Regions from separate parts of the Homo sapiens genome. Here region 1 is linked to region 2. Evidence: chromatin loops called from intact Hi-C (ENCODE). Cell type or tissue: psoas muscle. All regions are shown on one strand. Each heading gives the region's core, and the rest is flanking DNA. Links, peaks and the distances in the headings are about the cores only. Region 1 overlaps CDKL3 (cyclin dependent kinase like 3). Region 2 overlaps CDKL3 (cyclin dependent kinase like 3).

Evidence for each region. Hi-C counts contacts between places; a loop is a spot of excess contacts. Peaks named below come from ENCODE experiments on the same cell type or tissue, not always from the same donor. Only the 100,000 strongest peaks of a DNase experiment are listed, where the experiment ranks them.
Region 1: it touches region 2 in a loop (1.8-fold over the local background); 9 of 110 quality-filtered maps call a loop at or near these places.

Annotation. Positions count from the first base shown.
Region 1 is chr5:134,349,240-134,359,423 of GRCh38, reverse strand. It overlaps CDKL3 (cyclin dependent kinase like 3), which reads left to right. Exons shown (of 13, transcript NM_001113575.2): 4 at 8,997-9,175. Among named protein-coding and RNA genes, the nearest start is that of CDKL3, 13 kb to the left of the region's middle. In psoas muscle, for the core only: no CTCF peak of the experiment used is centred there; no DNase peak of the experiment used is centred there; H3K27ac peaks cover 1,255 bases.
Region 2 is chr5:134,297,920-134,308,103 of GRCh38, reverse strand. It overlaps CDKL3 (cyclin dependent kinase like 3), which reads left to right. Exons shown (of 13, transcript NM_001113575.2): 10 at 1,402-1,495; 11 at 3,537-3,699; 12 at 5,417-5,514; 13 at 9,394-9,680. The coding sequence ends at 9,453. Among named protein-coding and RNA genes, the nearest start is that of CDKL3, 64 kb to the left of the region's middle. In psoas muscle, for the core only: a CTCF peak has its summit at 5,092 (motif pointing left); no DNase peak of the experiment used is centred there; H3K4me3 peaks cover 331 bases.

The DNA.
Region 1 (10,184 bases), core at 1,299-9,298, 50 kb before region 2:
TTAACCTATGAAAAATCAAGGAAGAGGAAAGATCACAGCTATTCTGATGTTTAGTGTTGACTTTAGCATTGGCTTGTAAGTGTTTAGCTCAGCAGGTTTTTTGTTTGGTTGGTTGGTTGGTTTTTGAGATGGAGTTTTGCTCTCGTTGCCCAGGCTGGAGTACAATGGCATGATCTTGGCTCACTGCAACCTCTGCCTCCTGGGTTCAAGCAATTCTCCTGCCTCTCCTTAAAACATCTCGGTGTTTGTCCGAGATGACGGTGCTCCTCCTCAATCAACCACCACACCTGGCCAATATTTTGTAGAGATGGGGTTTTCCCATGTTACCCAGGCTGGTCTCAAACTCCTGGGCTCAAGTGATTTGCCCGCCTCAGCCTCCCAAAATGCTGGATTACAGGTGTGAGCTACTGCACCTGGCACAGATTTTTTAAAAGATCAAATTAGGTACTAGGTATAAAGCATTTAAACTGTGTCAGGCACATTTTAAGTGCTCAGTAGATAGTGCTGGTAGGCTGGCTATAGTAGCTCACACCTCTAATCTCAGCATTTTGAGAGGCTGAGGCAGGAGGATCACTTGAGCTCAAAAGTTCAAGCCCAGCCTGGGCAACATAGCAAGACCTTGTCTCTACTAAAAATAAAAAATAAATTAGCTGGGCATCAGGCATCGTGCACAATCCTGTACTCCCGGCTACTTGTGAGGCCGAGGTAGGAGGATTGTTTGAGCCTGGGAGGTCAAGGCTGCAGTAAGCTATGATTGCACCACTGCATCCTGGTTGACAGAGCAAGATTCTGTAAGTAAGTAAATAAAATAAATAAATAAATAAATAAATATAGCAAGCTGGTTTGGAGTGAGGAATATTAATAGTTGTGTTAAGGAAAGAAAAGAAAAAAAAGGAAAAGAAAAGAAAGCTGGTAGGGAGTCAAGAATAGTGGTGTTATCTTTGTATCTGTTTAGAGCCTTGTCTATATTAGACTCTAAAAATGTTTCTTGAATAAAAGGAGATCTCAGTCTGGGCTAAACTGACAGTAGAAGACTTCCAAGATGAGGTAAAACTAAAGTAAGTAGAATTTTGAACTGTAGCTAGGATTTTGTTGGAGTAGAGGAGAAAATGCATTCAGGTGGGGTACCATTGTGAAAATAGAAGTAGACCGGAGCAGGGGACTTCAGAGAGTGCTGTTAAGTCAGGTTACAGGGAACAACAGATAGAGGAAGATAAGATTACACAGGTTCACAGGGGAGAGATTTTCCAGAACCTTGAAATTTACCCACAGGAGGGTGGACTCTTTCCTGAAGATCCTGGGAAACTACTGAAGATTTTGTTGTTTTTTTATTTTTGTTTTTCTTGAGACAGGATCTTGCTTTGTTGCCCAGATGGGAGTGCAGTAGCATGATCATAGCTCACTGCAGCCTCCAACTTCTGGGCTCAAGTGATCCTCCTGCCTCAGCCTCCCAAGTTGCTAGGACTACAGGCACATGCCACCACATCCAGCCCATTGAAGGTTCTTGAGCATTGCTGTGACTGGATGAAAACAAAATCTAATTTTATTTTAACATGAGTAGAAGATATGAGTAGATAGAGACCCAGAGAGATCAGACAGGTAGCTGTTGTGACAATCTAGATGTGTGGGTGGTAACGGTTTGGACTAAGTAGCAATGGGAAGGAGAGGAAGGATGGCAGAGGGATAGGATGGAAATATTTCAAAAGGAAAATCACAGGACTTGGGAAGTAATTAGATATGAGAGGGATGAAAACAAAGGGTGAAGTCAGAGGTTATTACAGTATTTTTTTTTGAGACAGAGTCTCTCTCTGTCACCCAGGCTGGAGTACAATGGCAGGATCTCGGCTCACTGCAACTTCCGCCTTCTGGGTTCAAGCGATTCTTCCTGCTTCACCCTCCTGAGTAGCTGGGATTACAGGCTCCTGCCACCAGGCCCGGCTAATTTTTGTATTTTTATTTTATTTTATTTTATTTTATTTTATTTTGAGACAGAGTCTTGCTCTGTAGCCCAGGCTGGAGTGCAATGGCGTGATCTCACTGCAGCCTCCTTCTCCTGGGTTCAAGTGATTCTCCTGCCTCAGCCTCCCAAGTAACTGGGTTTACAGGTGCGTGCCATCATGCCCGGCTAATTTTTGTATTTTTAGTAGAGACGGGGTTTCACCGTGTTGGTCAGGCTGATATCAAACTCCTGACCTCGTGATCCGCCCACCTTAGCCTCCCAAAGTGCTGGGATTACAGGCGTGAGCCACCGCGCCCGGCTTACATTTTCTTAAAACAATAATCAGTGTGTTTGGATAGACCCATACTAAATAATATTGGGGATACAAAATAAGTAGATATTTTGCCTTCAAAGACTATAGTTGAGAAAATAGGCTTAGACAGATGGTACAATAAGTATAAAAGTGTAGATGATGAAGTGCTAAGTTTCGTGGCACAAACGATATAGTAGTACAGCATAGGATGGGCAAGAAAGTCAATAGGATAATTTCTGACTAAATACCAGTAATACGATACTCCCAAGGATGGCCCGCTGTTGCCCTCATCCACGTGGAGCTAAATGCTTTTGATGTAAAACAAAACTAACCATTTGATTGTGAGATAAGAGTTTTTATTTTATTTTTATTTTATTTATTTATTTTTGAGATGGAGTTTCACTCTGTCACTCAGGCTGGAGTGCAGTGGCATGATCTTGGTTCACTGCAACCTCCACCTCCCAGGTTCAAGCAATTTTCCTGCCTCAGCCTCCTGAGTAGCTGGGATTATAGGTGCCCACCACCACACCCACCTAATTTTTGTATTTTTAGTAGAGTCGGGGTTTCACCACGTTAGCCAGGCTGACTAACTTTGGTCTTGAAATGCTGACCTCAACTGATCTACCTGCCTTGGGCTCCAAAGTGCTGGGATTACAGGCATGAGCCACCAATGAGAGTTTTTAAATAGTAACCAAATAAATTCACAGGTTAATAAGTGAATTTCCCAATGCCATACAGGAGGGGTCCCCAACCCCTGGGCCACAACCAATACCATTCTGTGGCCTGTTAGGAATCAGGCCACACAGTAGATGAGTGGTGGGCGAGCAGGCAAAGCTTCATCTGTATTTACAGCCACTTTGCATTGCTCGCATTACCACCTGAGCTCTGCCTCCTATCAGATCAGCAGAGGCATTAAATTCTTATAGGAGTGCGAACCCTACTCTGAACTGTGCATGCAAGGGATCTAGGTTGTGCACTCCTTGTGAGAACCTAATGCCTGATAATCTGTCACTGTCTCTCATAACCCCCAGTTAGGACCATCTGGTTGCAGGAAAACAAGCTCAGGGCTCCCACTGATTCTACATTATGGTAAGTTGTATAATGATTTCATTGTATAGTATAATGTAACAATAATAGAAGTAAAGTGCACTATAAATGTAATGCACTTGAAGCATCCTGAAACCATCCCCCAGCCTGGTCCATAGAAAAACTGTCTTCCATAAAACCAGTTCCTGGTGCCAAAAAGGTTGGAGACTGCTGTAATACAGTTAATGAGTGATGGAAGCGGGGACTAGATTCCTTCCACAGTCCATACGCTTTCCTTTCTACCATGCCATGTCTCCACAGCAGCTTAGTATGGAGCGGCTTAGCTTTAATTCTTAAGGCCTGTGCTTAGGAAATACCGCAGAATGAGAAAAGTGTTATTGTGTTTGGGAAGCAGTCAGATAACATATATTTATGGATATGTATACACGTGTGTATATGCATGCATAATTTGTTAAATGGAATTAGGGGATTAGAAGAGGAAAATGACAGAGAAAGATTATCAAAACTTTAATTGCTGTTTATAAAAGAAATTTATAATCAAAGTTCATCTTAAATCATCTCAGAATTGCGATATAACTTTTCAATAAATACCTTTCTTACCATACTTCCTCTTAACACAATACCTTTGCACATACTAGTCTATCTTCCTGGATTTATCTTTCTTCCACTCTTTCCTAGTTTACTTCTGCTCATCCCTCAGATCTTAGTAAAAGTGGAATTTTCCCCAGGGATGTCTCCATTCAAGTTATAATGCTATGTTCCTTTCCTTTGTAGCACTTGTGTTATTTTATATTTGTGTGATTATATGAAGTAAGGTGTTTCTCTTACAACTGACTGTGAGTTCTGTGATGGTAAAGAACTATATCTGTTTTTTTTTTTTTTTTTTTTTCCTGAGACAGAGTCTTGCTCCGTCGCTCAGGCTGGAGTGTATTGGCATGATCTTAGCTCACTGCAACCTCCGCCTCCCAGGTTCAAGCAATTTTCCTGCCTCAGCCTCCTGAGTAGCTGGGCTAACTTTTTTTTTTAATTTTTAGTAGTGCCAAGGTCTCACCATGTTGCCCAGGCTTGTCTCAAACTCCTGAGTTCAAGTGATCTTCCTGCCTCCGTTTTCCAAAGTGCTGGGATTATAGGCATGAGCTATCATGCCCAGCCTGAAGTGGTATCTATTTTTTTTTTTTTGAGACGGAGTCTCACTCTGTCACCAGGCTGGAGTGCAGTGGCACGATCTCAGCTCACTGCAACCTCCGCCTCCTGGGTTCAAGCGATTCTCCTGCCTCAGCCTCGTGAGTAGCTGGGACTATAGGCACATGCCACCATGTCCGGCTAATTTTTGTATTTTTAGTAGAGACGGGGTTTCACCATGTTGGCCAGGATGGTCTCGATCTCCTGACCTCATGATCCACCTGCCTCAGCCTTCCCAAGTGCTGGGATTACAGGCGTGAGCCACCGCGCCCGGCTCCTGAAGCGGTATCTTAATGTGCTTTTTAATGTCTGTTTTTGTTCACATTATATCCTTAGGTCTTGGAATAGTGCCTGGCATATAGTAGGCCCTCAATTAAAATTGTGGTAGTTAAAAAGGATTTATATATTTTGACAGATGGCAACTTTAAAGTGGCTCAATTAGAAAGGCTTACCCTAAATTAATTTTTTGGCTATTTATGGAGGGAGACTGAGTCAAAACAAGAGCCAGTCTCAAAGATTTATGGTAGTAAGTTGTATAAACAAGGAAAGATCCCAGATTTCTGTCACTGAGACATTTCTACTTGTGCTGTGATACTTTACAGGTGATGAGTATGTGCTTCTATAATTCACTTGATAAAATTTTTAAATGCCTTCTCTTTGTTCTAGGCACTATACTGAGCACGAGATATTAATTGAACAAGACAGTTGTGTATATTGCCCTCACGGAGCTTATGGTTTAGTGGGGGTTTCAGACAAGTAAACAGACAACAGTACTGCATGACAGATGCTATGAAGGGGGAAGTGCAGATTGATGTGAACATATAGAAGGAGCATCTAATACTAACATATAAGCTGAGTCCTGAGGAAATAGCTGGCTTGGCCAGGCAGTTGGAGCAGCATCAACAAATGCATAGAGATTAGACAAACCCTGGCAAATCGGGAAACTAATATTCTATAGGCTAGGGAAAGGAGGTTAATAGGGTAAGTAGGGGCCGAATCTCACAAGGCCTTATAAGCCATTTCAGGGAGTTTAAAATTTATCCTGCAGGATGAGGAATCCTTGAAGCAAAGAAGTGACATGATCAGGCTAGGCACGGTGGCTCACGCCTGTAATCCCAGCACTTTGGGAGGCCGAGGCGGGCGGATCACAAGGTCAAGAGATCGAGACCATCCTGGCCAACATGGTGAAACCCCATCTCTACTAAAAATACAAAAATTAGCTGGGCATGGTGGCGCATGCCCGTAGTCCTGTAGTCCTAGCTACTCAGGAGACTGAGGCAGGAGAATAGCTTGAACCCGGGAGCCAGAGGTTGCAGTGAGCCGAGATTGCGCCACTGCACTCCAGCCTGGTGACAAAGCGAGACTCTGTCTCAAAAAAAAAAAAAAAAAGTGACATGATCACACATCTGATTTTAAAATAGTACTGTGACTTCATTGTGGAGACTGAATTGGAGAGCACGAATGTGAATTCAGGGAGACAAGTTGATAGACTTGTGTATTAATTTTGTGAGACAGCTGGGGAGACCTGAACTAGGAAGAGCAGTAGTTAGGTTAAGGGAGTGTGGGGAGGGAGAAAAATGCCCTTGGTTTCTGGCTTGCGTTATGGAGTAAGTGGTGGTTCCATTCACTGGAATAGAAGATTGTTGAGAAGCAGTAGGTTTGGGGGAGAAGAAGACGCTTTTAGTTTTAGATTTGCTGAATTTAAAGGGCCTGTACTTAGTTTTGTGGGATTTATTGTGGACTTTCACTTCTTGTGGAAACCAGGAGAAATATCTGTTAGACGTAGAAATGTTGAAATTATCAGTAGTATATGGACAGTTACTAAAGCTATAAGAATAGATGAATCATCTACAAAAATCAACTAAAAATAAAGATTTAATTGTAAGATCTGAAACTGTTAAACTACTAGAAGAAAACGTGGGAAAAGTTCTATGACATTGGATCTGGGCAATTATTTTTTAGATATGAACCCAAAAGCACAGGCAACAGAAGCAAACATAGATAAATGGGATTACATTAAACAAAAAAACTTCTGCATATCCAAGGAAACAATAGAGAGAAGAGAGAACCCACAGAATTAGAGAAAATGCTTGCAAACCATACATCTAATAAGAGGTTAATATCTAGAATATATAAGGAACTCAAATAAATCAATAGTAAGAAAACAAATAACCTGATTAAAAATTGGGCAAAGGACCAGGTACAGTGGCTGATGCCTGTAATCCCAGCACTTTGGGAGGCCAAGGTGGGAGGATAGCTTGAGTCCAGGAGTTCAAGACCAGACCAGGCAACATGGCAAAACCATGTGTCTTTAAAAAAATAAATAAAAAATGGGCAAAGGTTGCTGGGTGCAGTGGCTCACACATGTAATCCCAGCATTTTGGGAGGCTGAGGCAGGTGAATCACTTGAGGTCAGGAGTTTGAGACCAGCCTGGACAACCTGGTGAAACCCCATCTCCACTAAAAATACAAAAATTAGCCGGGCGTGGTGGCATGTCCCTGTAATCCCAGCTACTCAGGAGGCTAAGGCAGGAGAATTTCTTGAACCCAGGAGTCAGAGGTTGCAGTGAGCTGCGATCGTGCCACTGCACTCTAGCCTGGGCGACAGAGCAAAACTCTGTCTCAAAAAAAAAAAAAAAAATCAACCTAAGTGTCCATTAAGGATGAATGCGTAAAGGAAATGTAGTATGTATACACAATGGAGCACTATTCAGCCATAAAAATAGAAGGAAATCATTTGTGATGATGTGGATAAACCTGGAGGACGTTATGGTAAGTGAAATAAGTCATACAGAGGACAAATACCGCATGATCTTACTTACATACAGAATCTATAAAAGTGCAACTCATAGAAGTAGAGAGTAGAATGGTAGTTACCAGGGGCTAGAGTGGGGGTGGTTGGGGAGATGTTGGTCAAGGGATACAAAAATTCAGTTAGAAAGAAGGAATAAGTTCAAGAGATCTATTATACAAAATGGTAACTAGTTAATAACAATGATTGTATTCTTGAAAATTGCTGAGAGTAGAATTTAAGTGTTCTCACCACAAAATAAGTATGTGATGTAATGTTAATTAGCTTGATTTAACTAATTTTACAATGTATACATATTTTAAAACAACATGTACATGATATATACAATTTTAATTTATCAATTAAAATTAACAATGTTAAAAAATAATTCAGGCCGGGTGTGGTGGCTCACACCTATAATCCTAGCACTTTGGAAGGCTGAGGTGGGAAGATCACTTGAGCCCAGCACTCATGATCAGCCTGAGCAACATAACCAGACCCTGTCTCTACAAAAAAAATTTTTTAATTAGCCAGTAGTCCTAATACTGTAGGCTGTAGGACTACAGACACGCGCTTATAGTCCTAGCTACTCAGGAGGTTGAGGTGGTAGGATTGTCTCAGGTGGTAGGCTCCTTGCTTGAGCCCAGGAGTTTGAGGCTGCAGTGAGCTTTGATTGTGCCTTTGCACTCTGGTCTGGGCAATGGAGCAAGACCCTATCTCTTTAAAAAATAATTTCTTAAAAAGAGTTGATCAGATTGAGATGGAGCAGCCAGTAAGTGGGGAGAAGCCCAAGAGTGTTGTCCCTATAACCAAGTGACAAAAGTGGCTCCCCCACCCCACAAAAAAGAGAGTACGTGAGATTGACCAGGAAACTTGATACATATGAAGAGAGGAAAGCCTAAGACAAGGACCCTATGTTTTAGGAACAGACAGAGAAAGAGGAGCTGCCAGGTAGGTAGGAGGAGATTTGGAACATTTTAGGTCTCAGAAACCAGGAATGTAGGAATAGTTGGCATTTTTTTATGCTATGAAATCAAGTACGATATGGGTGGAGAGGTGGCTACTGGATGTAGGAAAAATGTAGATGGCTTTGGCTAGAGAAGTTTAATGCAATGTAGGAACAAAAGAGAAGGTTACATTATCTTGAGTGACTGGGTCAGAAAGTGAAGACTGAGTACAGATAATGTCTCAAGAGGTTTAGCTGTGAAGGACATGAAAGGGCAGGAACTGGAGTGAGACATAGGGTTAAAGGAAAGTAAAATTTCAATAAGTTATTTTTCTTTCTTTCTTTTTTCTTTCTTTTTTTCTTTTTTTTTTTTTCTTTTTTTTCTTTTTTTAGAGACAGGGTCTCACTCTGTTACCCAGGCTGGTCTCAAACTCCTGGCCTCAAGTGATCCTCCTGCCTTGGCCTCCCAAAGTACTAGGTTTACATGCATGAACCACCACTCCCAGCCTCATTAAGTTCTTTTGGTTTTTCTTACAGGAATGTTATTTGCCTTTTTAGTATTATGTCTGTTTTCTTAGCTTCATTTTATTTTGAGGTGATGGATGGGGCAAGAATTGAAAACATATAACTATATTTGCATTGTGTAATTAATCCTTTGCATGTGGTAAGGAAATAGCTTTACTATCTTAATTAGCTAGATTTTCTCAGTATAATTTTTGAGAGATTCTGGATAATGAAATCTCATTTTAATGTATTTTGTATTCTGTTTGTTTTTTAGATCATTCATCGAGATATAAAACCTGAGAATATTTTAGTATCCCAGTCAGGAATTACTAAGCTCTGTGATTTTGGTTTTGCACGAACACTAGCAGCTCCTGGGGACATTTATACGGACTATGTGGCCACACGCTGGTATAGAGCTCCCGAATTAGTATTAAAAGATACTTCTTATGGAAAGTATGTGTATTTTGGGATCCTGTCAGCCTTTCCTAGGTATCTCTTTTTTTGTTTATTTTTTGAGATGGCGTGTTGCTCTGTCACCCAGGCTGGAATGCAGTGGTGCAATCTTGGCTCACTGCAACCTCCACCTCCCAGGTTCAAGCAATTCTCCTGTTTCAGCCTCCCAAGTAGTTGGGACTACAGGTGCACACCACCACTCCTGGCTAATTTTTGTATTTTTAGTAGAGACGGGGTTTCACAATATTGGTCAGGCTGGTTTCGAACTCCTGACCTCAGGTGATCTACCTGCCTCGGCCTCCCAAAGTGCTAGGATTACAGGCGTGAGTCAGTGTGCCTAGCCTCCTAGGTATCTCTTTTATCCCTTGGTATGTGCTTGTATATCTGTCACCCCTAATACTGACACATTCTGCCGTCTGCATCTAGGTTGGGGCTAAGAAGAGGGACACCTTTAAAGGTAACATAACAGATCCTTTAGGTACCTGCATTGCTGGCTACTGCTACTGCTACGCTCACTCAGCTCTCACAGGCTGAATGGACACAGCTCCAGAAGACCTATGCAGACATCCCTCAGTGTGTATCTATATTTGCTTTAAGCTGTGCCATGCCCTCGGCAGAGTTCCCTCTTCTGTTTATCTTTAGCCTCTACATTCTGCAAAGATTTGAAATCATTTACCTTACTCTGCTAGTGTTGCAGTAGGAACTGCCGAGTTTCCCATTTCCTGGAAAAATGGTACCCTCTTTGTGAAGACTGGCAAATAATTTTAAATTGTACTGTTTTAGGTGCAAAATTTAGCCAGGCGTGGTGGCATGCGCCTGTAGTCCCAGCTACTCGGGAGGCTGAAACAGGAGAATTACTTCAAAAGTAGCATGATCTCGGTCTAACATAAAACAGCAGCCTAAAATATAAATAATCAATCTTGAGCATAAAGAGATAAAAGTATGTAATTTAATACCTGATTTAATAGAATACATGGAGGAGGATAATTCTTGTGCCTTTCCTAGAAAT
Region 2 (10,184 bases), core at 178-8,177:
AACATTCCTGTATAATGGTATTTCAAAGAATCGTGTTCATAGTGTCTGTATGTAAACTGAACTTGAAGAAAATATATTGAAATTAAAGCTGTATAATGGGCCATTTACTGAGTGTTTCTTATGGATGCTGTAGAAGAAATTAACTTTTCTTGGCCATATAGATGTTTAAATTTTCACTAATGTCTTCTTGAAAAACCTTATTAAAAAAAAAGACCCTTTGAAAAATGTTTTTATTTTTGAAGAGAAAAAAAGTTGGTATGTCCTAAGTTCTGGTATCAATGTGCCTTGGTATAACAAAATATTTATTTCTGTATCATAGCAAATTCTCTAAGTGGAGAAAGGATAGTAAAAAAATAATCTTTCGTAAGTCAAATAGCCTTTCAAGGTGAAATATTTTGGGAGAAAAATAGCATATTAGGCCAGTTTTAGATTTAACCTCTGATACAGATTGAGAGACTGGTCCATGAGTCTGGTTAATCAAGGGCAGTGTGATGGATGGTGAGAGTTTGTCCAACAAGGCAGTAAGGCCACTTCAAAATTTAGGGAGGCTACTGTCATTCTAGGGGAGGAGACTGGGTTCATTAGCCCAAGAGGATTCTAGCAGACTGGTTTGGGCCACAGGTTGTGAAGCCCAGTGGTCTGCAGAGGTGAGCAAGTGGACATGTCCATGTCAGTCCAAAGGTACAGCAGGTTACAGACTGCAAGAGCCTAGTTGTTCTTGAGGTGATCCCAAAACCATGGTATCAGTAACAATGGTTGTAAGCCAGTCAGTCTTGGACAGTAAGTTCATAAATTGAGAAAGCTGATAGTTAAGAGAACCAAATTCAGAACAGGTAGAAGGGAGCAAGTAGGCCAGCAGGAGTAACCCCACAACATGCCTGTCACCACTGATGTAAACATGCACTAATTGTTCTCTGCCCTGTTACCACCTCTCTCCTAAGGGCAATTGGTAGGTAAGGACTCACTATTGCATTTTGGTACTCAGTGTTCAAACAGTAGACTTCCAAGCCATAATTTATTCATTCTTGAAGCTAAAACAAAGGCATTTCGGCCGGGCATGGTGGCTCGTGCCTGTAATCCCAGCAATTTGGGAGGCCAAGGCGAGTGTATCACTTTAGCTCAGGAGTTCGAGACCAGCCTGGCCAACATGGCAAAACCCTGTCTCTACAAAAAATACAAAAATTAGTTGGGCATGTTGGAGCACACCAGTAATCCCAGCTACTTGGGAGGCTGAGGCAAGAGAATCACTTGAACCCAGGAGACAGAGGTTGCAGTGAGCCAAGATCATGACACTGCACTCCAGCCTGGGTGACAGAGTGAGAATCTGCCAAAAAAAAAAAAAAAAAAAAAAAAGCATTTCTGGGGAGTTTTAGTAACTTCTCATTCATTTTTAAATAATAGGTTAACTGAAAGAGCAAAAAAGAGACGCACTTCTTCACAATCTATTGGACAAGTTATGCCTAATAGCAGGCAAGAGGATCCAGGTCCTATTCAAGTAAGGCAAGAAGCTACACATTAAAATATGGCCTCTTTTAACATTACTTCTTTTTTCCTTTTCTCTATCTTTAGGGCTCTAATACTTTTTTGTTTGTTTGTTTTGTTTTTTTGAGAGAGGATCTCTCTCTGTTGCCCAGACTGGAGTGCAGTGGTACGATCTCAGCTCACTGCAGCCTCGACCTCCTGGGCCCAAGCAATGCTCCCACCTCAGCCTCCCAAGTAGCTGAGACTTCAGGCACATGCCACCATGCCCAGCTAATTTTGTTCATTTTTTTGTAGCGACAAAGTCTCACTATGTTGCCCAGGCTGGTCTCAAACTCCTGAGCTCAAGGGATCCTTCCGCCTCAGCTTCCCAAAGTGCTAGGATTACAGGTGTGAGCCAACGCACCCAGCCTCTAACACTTCTAAAAATGTGCTTTAAGTTTCTTTTTTTCTTCCTGAGTTGAAAATAGGCCATTATTTTCTAAGTGCTTTCACAATTAATTAAGTTCATATATCTTAATTTATCACAATTAATTAAGTTCATATATCTTAATTTATGTATTTAACATGTGACTTAGGCAGAGTAAGTTAAGATTTCCACCTTTGAAAGTCACAAGAAGTTTTGTTTTTTTCACTCCCAAAAAATGTTTTTAATATCTTTATGGATTAAAAACAATTGCCAAATAAACACAACTTATTTTCACTAGAAAAAATAATCAAAATAATCGATGTAGTTCATCCCCCTCCCAACTTTTGTTTTGTTTTGTTTTTGGCTTATTTTGCATTATTCATCGCTAATGGGACCTCACAACTTTTTACATAGGAAATTGATTTATTCAAAATTGAAGCACAATGTTAATTATAATAACAAAAAACTGAAAACAATACAAACCTGTCCAAAAGCAGATGACTAAGTACATTAGGGTACATTCATACAGTGGAATACTAAACATTACATTGTGGAAGAGTGTTCATTGATCTAGACAAGATTTTATCATCTGTTTTCAAATGAACAAAAATCTGGTAACACAGAAGGTTTCCCAGATGCTGGATGTGCAATACATTTTTTCCTTTGGGTTTTCCCAGTGTTTACAAAGCATATCATTTTCTAGGTAGATAAAGAAGTTATTAAGAAAATGAACTGAAGCAATTTGTTCAAAGTCAGAGTGCAGTGAATAGTATTAAAAATGAAAAGTTAAGTTTGTGGTTCTGGCCAGGCACAGTGGCTCTCACCTGTAATCCTAGCATTTTGGGAGACTGAGCTGGGAGGATTGCTTGATCCCAGGAATTTGAGATCAGCCTGGGCGACATAACGGACCCTGTCTGTACAAAAAATGAAATAAAATAAATTAGTCGTGTGTGGTGGCATGTGGCTGTGGTTTCAGACTCGGGGGCTAAGATGGGACTATGGCTTGAGCCCAAGAGGTTGAGGCTGCAGCCGTAATGGCGCCACTGTATTTCAGCCTGGACAACAAAGCAAGACTCTGTCTTAATAATAATAATAATAATAATAATAAGGCCAGATGCAGTGGCTCATGTTTGTAATCCCAGCATTTTGGGAGCCCAAGGCAGAAGGGTCACTTGAGCCCAGGAGTTTGAGATCAGCCTAGTCAACCTAACAAGACCCCATCTCTACGAAAAATTTAAAAATTAACCAGGCATGGTGGTATGTGCCTGTAGTCCCAGTTACTTAAGAGACTGAGGTGGGAAGATCACTTGAGCCCAGGGGGTTGACGCTGCAATGAGTCATGATCATGCCAATGCACTCAAAATAATAATAATAATAATAATATTATTATTATTATTATTATTGTGGTTCTCATGACCAAGACTATTATGCTCAGAATATTAAATATGCTAGAAATGTTTGCTTTATGAAACTTTTATTGGAGTTTGATCTGTTGATATGTTCAATAGTGTTCTATTCTAAATCTTCTTAATTATTAAATTAATTGTTATGTCTATCTTATACCATCCAAATGGCTAGCAATTCTAGGATTGTCATTCTACAAATAGTTAGACACATTTCTTCAACTAACTCTTGTTTGTTTGTTTAGAGCCAAATGGAGAAGGGTATATTTAATGAGCGAACAGGTCACAGTGACCAAATGGCAAATGAGAACAAAAGGAAGCTGAATTTTTCCAGATCTGACAGGAAAGAATTCCATTTTCCAGAATTGCCTGTCACAATACAGTCAAAAGATACAAAAGGAATGGAAGGTACACATTTGTTGCATAGCTTTACAATTATGATGATATCATTTATAAGATTTTTTCATAATATAACTTACATTTTATAGTGTGATTTAGGTAGAAAATAGTAAATTGGTGAGGAAAACATTTCAGCTGATGAGATTTTCTCCCCATTGTCAAATAAGGGGTATGATTTTAAGGAGATAATTTTAAAGAGGCTTAGGCGTGTAATCCCAGCATTTTGGGAGGCCAATGCAGGAGGATTGCTTGGGCCCAGGAGTTTGAGACAAGCCTGGGCAACATAGCAAAACCCTGTCTCTACAAAAAATAAAATAGCTTGGTGTGGTGGTGTGTGCCTGTAGTCCCAGCTACTCCAGAGGCTGAGGTAGGAGGATTGCTTGACCCAGGAAGTTGAGACTGCAGTGAGCCATGATCACGCCACTGTACTGCACTCCAGGATGACATAATGAGACCCTGTCTCTAAAAAAAAAAAATTTTTTTTTAATTAAAAAGAAAAATAAAGAGAGGTTAAGACAGCTTTAAAAGGTAAATTATTAAAATTTATTTATTTATTTATTTATTTAAGACAGAGTCTCACTCTGCTGCCCAGGCTGGAGTGCAGTGTTGCAATCTCAGCTCAGTGCAACCACCACCTCCCAGGTTCAAGTGATTCTCGTGCCTAGCCTCCTGAGTAGCTGGGACTACAGGTGCCCACCAACACGCCTGGCTAATTTTTGTATTTTTAGTAGAGACGGGGGGGGGGTTCCACCATTTTGGACAGGCTGATTTCGAACTCCTGACCTCAGGTGATCCACCTGTCTCAACCTCCCAAAGTGCTGGGATTACAGGCGTGAGCCATTGCAGCTGGCTGCAAAGGATAAATTTTTTATTAGCTCAATGTTGTTGAAATGTTAGAATAGTATTTGAGAAATTTGTTTAGTATATGACCTGGGGTAAATTGCCTTTCTATGTTTCTTCATGATCATTTACCCATATAGTAGCAGAAATTTTATATGTATTTTGAGCATCCAAGGATTAAATATATAAGATTTATAGGCTGGGCACAGTGGCTCACACCTGTAATCCCAGCACTTTGGGAAGCCAAGGTGGGCGGATCACCTGAGGTCAGGAATTTGAGACCACCCTGGCCAATATGGCAAAACCCCATCTCTATTAGCCAGGCATGGTGGCTCATGCCTGTAATCCCGGCTACTTGGGAGGCTGAGGCAGGAAAATCACTTGAAACCGGGAGGCGGAGGTTGCAGTGAGCCGAGATCGCGCCACTGCACTCCAGCCTGGGTGACAGAGTGAGACTCCATCTCAAAAAAAAAAAAAATTTATGAACTTAAGATTTATATCAGAATGAAACGCACTTTTGTCTTGAATAAATGTTATGTTTCTTTGAAGAACAGTGACACCTTGTGAAAAATTAATATAATAGCAAGAATATCATCCTTGTACAGTTCAAGAGGAATTATCTGATCCACTTAACAGTTACACTGAGAATAATAAAATAAAATAAAATAAAATAAATGTCTTATTTTAATACTTAGTAGACTATTTGTAAAGTTATAAAACAAATAATTTACCATATTTTACCATTACAACTCATAATTTATTTTGTTCCTTTGTAATAAACTGAGAAACTGACTTAGTGGATTTCTATTTGAAATTCTTGGAAAGGAAAGTAAAATTTCAAAGTAGGAATAACAAATTTTCATTGTTTTGTATATTTTTGCAAAAGTTAAACAGATAAAAATGCTGAAGAGGGAGTCAAAGAAAACAGAGTCATCTAAGATACCAACTTTACTTAACGTGGATCAAAATCAAGAAAAACAAGAGGTAACTCTTTTTGTATATAGCTTTTACTAAGGCATGTTGTTTAGAGGACTTGACTCAGTGTATAAATTTAGTTATTACTATTGGAAAGCTATATAAAAATTCAAAATTTTATAATCTTTGAACTAAAGAAACAGATCTATATTTTCCTAGAATAACCCATTAATAAAAGTTTCTAAAAGTTATTTTTTGGTGGGTAATGTTGAATGATTAGAATGCATGGCACCCAGGGAAAATATTATCTGTATTGTGTGTAGTGTCAGATATCAGGCAGGTAAGTCAGACTAGTGAAAATGAATAATGGTATAAATATATGGTTATATGGCCACAAGCATGTGTGTCTTTGCCTTTAAGCCTCTTCCTTCCTTCGTTTTCTCTCCAGTTTATTCCCTTATCTCTGCTGTCTGCCTGCTGTCCTATTTTCACAAATATTTGCTCTCAGCTAACTATCAGGTAATCTTGTTGAAATATTCCCAGTCCCTACCCACCAGAGAGATTCTCAAATTTTATTTGAAAATCTTGAAGCCTGTAATATCCAAATGAATGCTCTATAAAGACAGTCTTTTAAGAGAGAGAGATTGTGCTGAGCACCCACTGAATTAAATCATATCGATGGCCTCCTATTCTACACTTGTGAGGTCATCTCTGTATGTGATTTATCAACTTCTGTTTTTGTGTTTGTTTGTTTGTTTGTTTGTTTGTTTTTGAGACGGAGTGTCTCTCTGTTGCCCAGGCTGGAGTGCAGTGGCGCGATCTCGGCTCACTGCAACCTCTGCCTCCCGGGTTCAAGCAATTCTCCTGCCTCAGCCTCCCAAGTAGCTGGGACTACAGGCACACGCCACCACACCCAGCTATTTTTTTTAAAAAATATTTTTAGTAGAGACGGGGTTTCACTGTGTTAGCCAGGATGGTCTCGATCTCCTGACCTCGTGATCCACCCGCCTGGGCCTCCCAAAGTGCTGGGATTATAGGTGTGAGCCGCCGCATCTGGCCCAACTTCTGTTTTTTTAAAAAATAAAATTTATTACAGTTTTACTCATGATAAAATTAGTAAATACTTATTAAGAAAATTTGAAGAAATTAAAAATATTTTAAAAAATCTGAAACTCTGTAAGAAGGCATTTTAACAAGGCTACTTGATCTCTATAATATTTGGATAGAGGGTTATCAGACACTATTAGATGTATTCTCACTGTGACATTTAGGGCTATCTCTTTAGTCTTGGCCTAGAGCTTGTTAAGAACTCCACAGTCCACTTTGCAGAGAAGAAATGTTGTAGAACAAGAATGCCATTAGGCCGGGCACAGTGGCTCACACCTGTAATCCCAGCACTTTGGGAGGCTGAAGAGGGTGGATCACCTGAAGTCAGGAGTTCAAGACCAGCCTGGCCAATGTGGTGAAACCCCTTCTCTACTAAAAATACAAAAATTAGCTGGGTGTGGTGGCTCATGCCTGTAATCCCAGCTACTCGGGAGGCTGAGGCAGGAGAATTGCTTGAACCTGGGAGGCGGAGGTTGCGCAGTGAGCTGAGATCAAACCATTGCACTCCAGCCTAGACAACAAGAGTGAAACTCCGTTTAAAAAAAAAAAAATCCATTAATAGTCATCTTTCGGTTCATTATAAAAAGTAATAAGGTGGCTTTAAACTTTTAAATTTGGGTGACATACTCATGTCACAGCACGTTGCACAGCATACCATTTGCACATTTTTTCAATCATTGGGTGAGTTAGGGCTCCTGAGGTAGGCAGACTATTAATGTGCCTCATGTGTTTATCCCATTGTCCTGTGAGAGTCCCCAGGAACTAAAATTACTTTCTAGTCCAGGAAAAAAGGAACTCTGCAGGAAAAAAGACCCTTCTGTGATTTTTAGGATAAATAATAAATTAAGGAGGGAAAACATCTTCTTGTTCATATGATATAGAACTCCAGAAAAAATGAAGTCATCAGTGTTGATTATAGTTTATTTGTACTGCTTATTCAAATGCAGCTCTGACAAGTGACTGAAATTGCATAAAAGGCTAGTACAACTGGTTTTAATAAATGTCAGAATTAAGAACATTTCTTAAATTTTGAGCCTGTAGTTTATTTTAGAGCATGAAAGAATATGACATATTTTTAAAAACATAAGATAGGGAATTGCTAGTTATTTTTTCTATTCTTGGCTCTGTATTGACTTGGTTTTCGAATTATACAATCAGATCCAAGCACTTCTCAGGTTTACTTTATTTTTTATTATTTATTTATTTATTTATTGAGACAGAGTCTCACTCTGCCACTTAGGCTGGAGTACAGTGGTGTGATCTTAGCTCACTGCAACCTCCACCTCCTGGGTTCAAGCAATTTTCCTGTCTCAGCCTCCTGAGTAGCTGGGATTACAGGTGCCTGCCACCATGCCTGGCTAATTTTTGTATTTTGAGTAGAGACGGGGTTTCACCATGTTGTCCAGGCTGGTCTCGAACTCCTGACCTCAGGTAATCTGCCTGCCTTGGCCTCCCAAAGTGCTGGGATTACAGGTGTGAGCCACCACGCCCTGCCAGGTTTACTTTTTAAACTCTTTCAGCTATCTCAAATGTGCGTGCATGCATTGAATAGGTTCTATAACCAGAGAGAGACTAAATTACTGGGAATGAGTGAGTTAGGCAAGAGAGAAAAGAGTCCATACAAAGGCCACCTTTTGTTTTGTTGGATGATAATGATAAGGAATACATTGCTAAATAGTTTCCCTGTACCTTATGAAACAACCCATAGGGGCAAAGTACAAGTATTTATCTCTGGCTGTATTTCCTTAGCCAAAGACTCACCATGTCCTCAATTAAAGACCTGTTTCTATTTACTTTTTAGAATACAGGAAATGCACAAACTGAAAGGAAGAAGAACTTGCCAGATGTAGAGTAGAAAATGCAGCAGCTGAAAATTCAGGGAATCCCAGAATCACTGTATGGTTTTTTAAAAATCCTTTTTATTAATGTTACATACACAAAAATGCTAACTAGATAATTTTACAGGTATATCGTAAATCCTGTTAGTTATATGTACATTCACCTAAATTTGTTTTTAAATTTATTAATCTTTAAATTATTCATGTTTTCTTAATTTGAACATGAATTTATAAAAACTACCTGACTGGTACATCCTAATAAAATTGCAGCTTACATTTAGTCATATAATTTTATTTGATCACCTATTATTTCAATCATACTTGATGAGTGGTCATTCTTAGCATTGGTTTAGGGCTTTATAATTACAGAAGGAAAAGTTTCTAAATATGTGATAAAGTAAGATCCTGATGTCTGGGAACACCAAACATTTCTGAGCAAACAAATATACTTGATAACCATGTAACATGGGTTTGGCTTTACACTGAACTTTCTGGAGCAGCATTTAAACATATCATGAAGATTGTTTAAAAGGATGGAAATTGGTCGGGCATGGTGGCTCACGCCTGTAATCCCAGCACTTTGGGTGGCCGAGGCAGGTGGATCATGAGGCCAGGAGTTCGAGACCAGTCTGGCCAGCATGGTGAAACCCCATCTCTACTAAAAATGCAAAAAATTAGCCGGACATTGTGGCGTGCACCTGTAATCCCAGCTACTCAGAGGTGGAGGCAGGAGAATTGCTTGAACCCGGGAGGCGGAGGTTGTAGTGAGCCGAGATCACGCCACTGCACTCCAGCCTGAGCACAGAGCGAGACTCCATCCCGCTGCCCCCCGCAAAAAAAAAGATGGAAGTTGAGCAAGGCATTGAAGCAAATCTTTTGGCTTGACTAGCATGTTTATAATTTAGTAATTTACATGTAATTTAGCATTAATAAAGTCAGAGTTTTGGTAGCATATATTTACATTCCAGTCCCTGATTCTTACTAGCTTGGTTTCTAATTTTAGGGTGGAGATGGCCATTGCGAGGGGAAGAATTTGAAGAGAAACAGGTTTTTTTTCTGGTAGTGTCTTTTCTTTTACATAGTCCAAAAAATACAAGATGACAACTCTTCCCGTTTTATTTATCTACAATAGAAGTGTGATGTGAGTTGTTGTTAAGACAGCCATCCATGTGCATGAGCATCATCCAGCTTTTTTTGTTAGCAAAACATTTACTGTTTTCTTTTCCCTTTTAAGACTCTGTTGATGTGATAATTTGATTTGGAATTATAAAGTCATCTCTTCTCTGCCTACTTCTTTTTTTTGCCATGATTACTGAGTGGATAACACAAGCCGTGACATGATACAAACTGTACTTATACTTAATGATCTCTGCCTTCTTGTAGCCACATAACTTCGAGTCAGTTATCTCCTATAACACACAGGCCTCTTTAAATGAGTTCTTAATAAAATATTTGAGCCGTTGTTTTAAAAGCTATTCATGGCTGGGTGCAATGGCTCATGCCTGTAATCCCAACACTTTGGGAGGCTGAGGCAGGCGGATCACTTGAGGTCAGGAGTTCGAAACCAGCCTGACCAACACGGTGAAACACCATCTCTACTAAAAATGCAAAAATTAGCTGGGTGTGGTGGTGCACAGCTGTAATCCCAGCTACTCAGGAGGCTGAGACAGGAGAATCGCTTGAATCCGGGAGGCCAAGGTTGCAGAGAGCCAAGATCATGCCATTGCACTCCAGCCTGGGAGATAAGAGTGAGGCTCTGTCTCAAAACACACACACACACACACACACACACAC